Linked DNA regions of Homo sapiens: region 1 is linked to region 2. The links are chromatin loops, found by intact Hi-C in ENCODE. Cell type or tissue: Caco-2. All regions are shown on one strand. Each heading gives the region's core, and the rest is flanking DNA. Links, peaks and the distances in the headings are about the cores only. Region 1 has its middle 110 kb from the start of LINC00399. Region 2 overlaps LOC124903210 (a long non-coding RNA gene).

What was found. Peaks named below come from ENCODE experiments on the same cell type or tissue, not always from the same donor. Only the 100,000 strongest peaks of a DNase experiment are listed, where the experiment ranks them.
Region 1: a loop joins it to region 2, with 4 times the contacts of the local background. A loop is called at or near these places in 2 of 110 quality-filtered maps.

The regions. Positions count from the first base shown.
Region 1 is chr13:109,508,820-109,511,743 of GRCh38, forward strand. No RefSeq gene overlaps it. Among named protein-coding and RNA genes, the nearest start is that of LINC00399, 110 kb to the left of the region's middle. In Caco-2, for the core only: no CTCF peak of the experiment used is centred there; DNase peaks (open chromatin) are centred at 908 and 1,422.
Region 2 is chr13:109,585,470-109,588,393 of GRCh38, forward strand. It overlaps LOC124903210 (a long non-coding RNA gene), which reads right to left. Exons shown (of 2, transcript XR_007063870.1): 2 at 1-2,924. Among named protein-coding and RNA genes, the nearest start is that of LINC00676, 140 kb to the right of the region's middle. In Caco-2, for the core only: no CTCF peak of the experiment used is centred there; a DNase peak (open chromatin) is centred at 1,662; H3K4me3 peaks cover 349 bases.

The sequences.
Region 1 (2,924 bases), core at 229-2,728, 77 kb before region 2:
CACATCTTCCCAAAGAACAAGAAGGCAAATGAGGTATCCTTTTGTTTTTCAATGTCATCATGCACCAATGGATTTAAATGGATCTTACGTATTTCAGTGCAGTTATTATTGTTGATGTTCATATTGACCATTGGCCAAGGGGAATTTATTCAAGTTGACTTGCATCTTTCTGACATTACCCCAGTAATCTCTGATTGTTCTCAGGTTGTGGGGAGGCCTCAAGTGGCCCAAGGAGAAAAGGAAGGAAAGAAAGAGGAGGGAAAAGCAACATAGAAGAAAGAAAAATAAAAAATAAATTGGCTACTTTTTGATTCAGCTTCAATTTAGGCCACTTTAATGGCACTGATGAATGCACACTCCCTACTAAATGCACAACCACTGGTGATTGTAAACCCATATCCATAGTTTCAAACAAAAAGAGATGCAGCACCTTCAGGAAAGCCTGAAGCATTTTTATCCTTGTTAAACCAAAGCTGAGTACTCTTCCCCCAGTAAAACATCTGTGAATCTGTGATGGTGTCTCAGAATCTGACCACAGACATTAGGGCTGCTTCCCAGCTGTGACTCATAGAGTAGTTCTTCATCTTCACTAGGATGATTAGGGTATGTGCCTAAATAATCATTTTTCATTTCATTTCCCATTTAAATAAAGCTTGGTATAGTCTACTACCTTTGAAGGAAAACAAGACTTATAAGACTGGAGTCAGGATTTGCTTGTGTTTGTGATACCTTTGCTTCACAGAGCTGAACTTTGCGCAAGTTTTATGCAATGGGTACCCTGTATCATTGCAGCCATATCCCAGGACAACACTCTTGAGTGATAGCTGCTTCTTGGGGCAGGTTCAAATAAGCAATTCAGTTGCTAGGTACATCGTGTCCCAGTATGCAATGTTGCTAGGTACATCGTGTCCCAGTATGCAATGTGGAAAAACCAGTCCTTTCTACCTACACAGGATTTTCAGGGCAAACAGCATCCTTGCTAGACGGTAACACTGGGCCCATGTTTGGAGTTTTCATAGCTCATATTCCAGTTACTTAGAATTGACTGGGTACATCTATGTGTTCAACACCATGAAACTCCAAGTCCAGCACAAAAGAATGGCAACAAGAAAGAGGAACAAATTGAGGGTAAATAGTAAATATTTTTATCTAGGAGAGACATTTATCCACTTTTCCCTAGCAACACCCAGCATCATTCAGGAAGTTTGGTTTTTATTTCTGGTTCTGAACCATTGATGATTGTTTTCCAAGGTTTTGACCGTTGGCTATGGAAGTGGCTGAAACCTGCCTTTGCCTGGAGAAAGAAGAGGATTGAAGACAGTAATTGAAGGGACTCTGGGATGGTACAGACTGTGCAGATTTGGAGGGAGTGAGACTGTCGCTTGCATTCCTGAGCTCCTACCTGACCTCTGTACATGCTGAGGAGCTGACCTGAGGCCAGTGCATGCCAGAATATCACTTGAGAACTTTATTAGTCTATTAGTGTAAATACTTTAGAGATAACTTAGTAAACCTGCGCTTCTATTATCATAAACTCTTCCCTAATGAAAAGGTAGTTTAGGCAATCCTGGTTGAAACCATGCCTCTCTATCTTCTATTTTTAAACTGATGCATGGGCTTATTCCGCCTCATTGCCTGGACTTGGACTATGAAGATCTTTATTGCTTTTGAGTAAAGATGTTTTCTTTCCATCAATACACAAGCACTCGTTAATAATTACAATATTCTGGAACACCCTTTCTGAACCACTCACTTTGGCTTTCTTTAATCTTCCATTATTCTCATAAAAGAGAAGTTAAAACTATTTCTTTTTCAAATGAACACCTGTAACATATCTCCTAGCATCTTGTAAGATCTGGAGAGAGATAGTAGTATAATAATTAGCATTGCAAAATTTTCTGTTCTCATTTCTATTTATTAAGCAAATGTTCTTGGAAAGGTTCTTAAATTATAATTTAAATATTACATATACATACATATTCTTAGAATTCTACTCAGATTTTTCTGCATAATTTTAATGCCTTAAAATGCTTACATTTGCATTTAGCTACTCTTCTGAAGATTAATAGAACCAGCAAAAGTAATCACATTATGAACAACTTAAATATAGAATTTTGAGCATGCACGCCCCTTTTTTCCCTTTTCATTTTTCTCAACTATCATTTGGCCCGGAATCTCAAAGATCTGAGGAAACAAAAAATCTAAATTACAAAGCATCTTGGTTCTTTATCTCTTTCTTCTTTGACCCCTTAAGAATATAAACTCAATTCTGGGCCCTTGGTTTATGGCTATTACTTGTGATTACTCTTAAAGGGCAGCCCTTGCAGGGTTACCTAGGAGAAAGAAGTGACAACCTTCTGCTGGGGCCGCTCTGAAAAGAGGGGCAAGGACCCCCTGCTTCCCAAAGGATATCCCTAACCCCAGGTGGGAACAGCCTCCAGAGAGGCAGTGAACTCTTCAGTACACAGAGAGATGCAGTCACATTTGTTTACTGGCCAGCTGAAACCTAGCAAGATATATCTTTTTTTCTCAGCCTTTGGTGAAAATCTCTCTAAAATGTGCACTATTGTAATAAGCAAAAAAAAAAAAAAAAAAAAAGATGAATATGATTGAGTTTCTTGCTTAATGCCGAATATTCATATAATGACCTTAATTATTCTGACCCTCAAATATTATAGTATCACATATAGAGCAGTGTTTTTTCAAAGTGTGATCCCTGGACCAGCTACATTGGCAAAGCTTGGAGAAATGGTTCAGAGTTAGACCAAACAACCAATAAATGAGAATTTAAAGGCTTACGAACTGGGAAAGTGCATTTTAACACATTTTTAATAATTCTGATGCTCACTGAACAAGTGACTGAATATTAATTATACCACAGGAAAACTACAGCATAAAAAAAGCTAGGGTATAATGTTTATGAG
Region 2 (2,924 bases), core at 179-2,678:
ATCCCGGGGGCTCTCTCCCGGCCCCTTTCCCAGCTATTTCCCCTCCTCCCAGCCTCACCCGGCTCCAGGCACATCCCGGCAGCTCTGCCGTCTTCCAGTTCATAACTGTTCCTCAGCGTGCATCCTCTTTCCTCTATTTTCATTTCTCTTCTTAATCATTCTTTTTTATTCTTCCTAGGCTCTTTTAAGTAAACCTTTAAGGCTGAAGTATAACATAAATGCAGAAAAGATCACAAATTGCAAGTGCCCAGAGAATTTTGGGGAACATACATCTGTGCAACCTGAATTCAGCTCAAGAAGTCAATCACTGCCAGCACCCCAGAAGCCTCCCTTGCATACAGAGCCCACGCACCCAGAGCAAATCTCCATTCTGATTTATTTCACTGTAGATTAATTTTGCCTGGACTATATGACACCTACTCTTTAGAGACTAGCTTTATTCATTCACCATCATATTTGTGAAAGTCTCCCTTTCTGTTTGCTAATTTTACTGCTGCATAGCAGGGGTTAGCAAGCGCTTTCTTAAAGAGCCATGTAGTATGTATTTTGCCTTTCAGGCCGAAAAAGTCTCTCTGGCAGTATAGCACAAAAAGCAGCCACAGACAATACATAAGGAAATGAATCTTGCTGTGCCCTAATACAAATGCATTTATGGACACTGAAATTTGACTTTTATATAACCTTCACATGGCATAAAATCTCCTACTTTCAAAAATTTTACATCTAAAATGTAAGAACCTTTTTTAGTTTGCAGGCTCTAAGAAGCAGGCGATGGGCCAGATTCGACCTACAGGATGGAGTTTGCAGACTCATGCTGTGTAGTATTCTTTTGCACGAATATACCATCGTTCATTTATACATTCTACTCTTCGCAAATGTTTTCTTTCAAGTTTTGATCCAAAAAAAGATTTCTATTAAAGCTGATATATAAAAGCAGTGGCGGTAATAATCCCACATCTAAAAGAAAATGAAAGCCATTAATTTTTAAGGAAAATTGGATATTTAAGGGGAAAATTTCTTAGTCAACATCTAATATTTTTAAAGATACATGTATTAATAAATCTCCTTTGGAAAATCCACAAAATTGCCTATCATTTCATTTTCCCCATAATAAAATCGGCTTAATCTTCTTTATCTCAAGTATGAGTATTTCCCTCAAAAGTAGAGGAGGCAACGCTCTAATTCATTTTTGTTTCAACTTTGAGCATTGCAAAACCTTGTTCTCTTTCATGTGGCCATTGCATCAGTGTGGATTTTCAAATGTTTTACTAGCACAATGGGCTTGGATAGAGTGATTTGGGGTCTTATCACCCTCTAGTTTTAATAGTGTCTATTACACAGGCAATTTAAAAATTTAGGATTGCCTATAAAGATAGTTCATTTAACTTTTTTTTTTTTTTTTTTAAAAAGCTACTTCCCCTTAAACTCCAATAACTGATAAGGAGATAAGACAGGATATCGTGGAGGAAAGAATGTCTATGCAAACACAATCCTGGCACTGTGAGGCATGCTGCTGGTCTTGACAAACATTGCTCTAATCAGGGGCATATCACAAACACTTCTGAAACTTTAGAAAAGGATGCAAGGTGCTGTGTGATGAGGTGCCAAGTGAGTCTAAGAGACGACCTGCACTCAAGATTCCACAGGTGGGAGACGTCGGCACAGGAGAGTATGGGACGGAATGGACTGATGAGGGTCAGGGAGAAGGCTAGAACTGAGCTCGGCTTTTGAGAATGGACACAGGGGAGGAGCCTTGTGGATGAAAGGTCATCTTGAACAGAGGAAGTAATGTGAGCCAAAGAACAGGGTGCGGGAACAAAGCAAAGTGGACTTCCTTGTCAGAGGAAAACCCCATGGTGAGACCTAGGTAGAAACTGAAGGCAGACTGCAGTCAGAGTTTGGTAGGTGAGGAAGACTGAAGAGTAAAGGATTGGTAACAGCAACATTTTTAGGAATGATTGACCCCAAAACCATACTAAGATGAAAAAATAAAAATAAATTAAAAACTGAAGGCAAATCTGTCAGTCCCAAAGCCAAGAAAATAAATATCCCATGTGAAGTGATAAGATATGACAGCTATGAAAATAGAAATACACAGATGTGAGAAATATGGCAGTTCATGGAGAGGAGGAATCAAATATTCAACTCCATGTTGTTAAACGTGTATGAGTTGGAAAGTGTTGCTGTCATTGCCAGAAATAGGGAAATCTGGGGCGGGAGCTAATTTTAGTAGAAAAGGGAGTTTGGTTTTAACTGTATTAAACTTAAGCATGAATCCACAATGGTTCCACCCTGGATCACAGCTTTGATTTTTCCAAAGGAAATGTTATAGTCTAAGGCAAGGGAAGGCAAACTACAGCCCACAGGCCAATCCTGCTGACTGAATGTTTTTATAAACAAAGTTTTATTGGAACACACCTTGCCCCTTCATGAACATGTGGCCTCTGGCTGCTTTTTCACTTCAACAGCAGCATTGAGTGTTTGTGAGAGAGATCATTATAGCCCACAAGACTAAAATATTTACTATCTGGCCCTTTACAGAAAAAGGCTGCAGATCTTTAGTTAAAGTTATAGAGGGCTGAAATCAGCAGGAAAGATTTGAGGTTTTTGAAGAAAGTCCTCAGACAAGACAAGACTTCCTGAGATGAAGTGTGTGGGATACCACAGAGCAGAGGACCGAGCGGTCCTACCACGGCCAGCGTTTCACAAAATGGGAGAAATCCTGGGATGAAACAGCTCAACCTGATATGCTGCAGGCATCTACCATCATGCAAGAAGAGAAAAGAACCCGAGGTCAAGAGAAGGCCTTACCAATGTGTGTCCTGGGAGGACTATTTCCAGAGGGTGATATTCAGACTGTATACAGGTCCTCTCTCCTCCACACAGGATTCCTGGAGAATTCCGAGGCTGGAAACAAGGGCCAG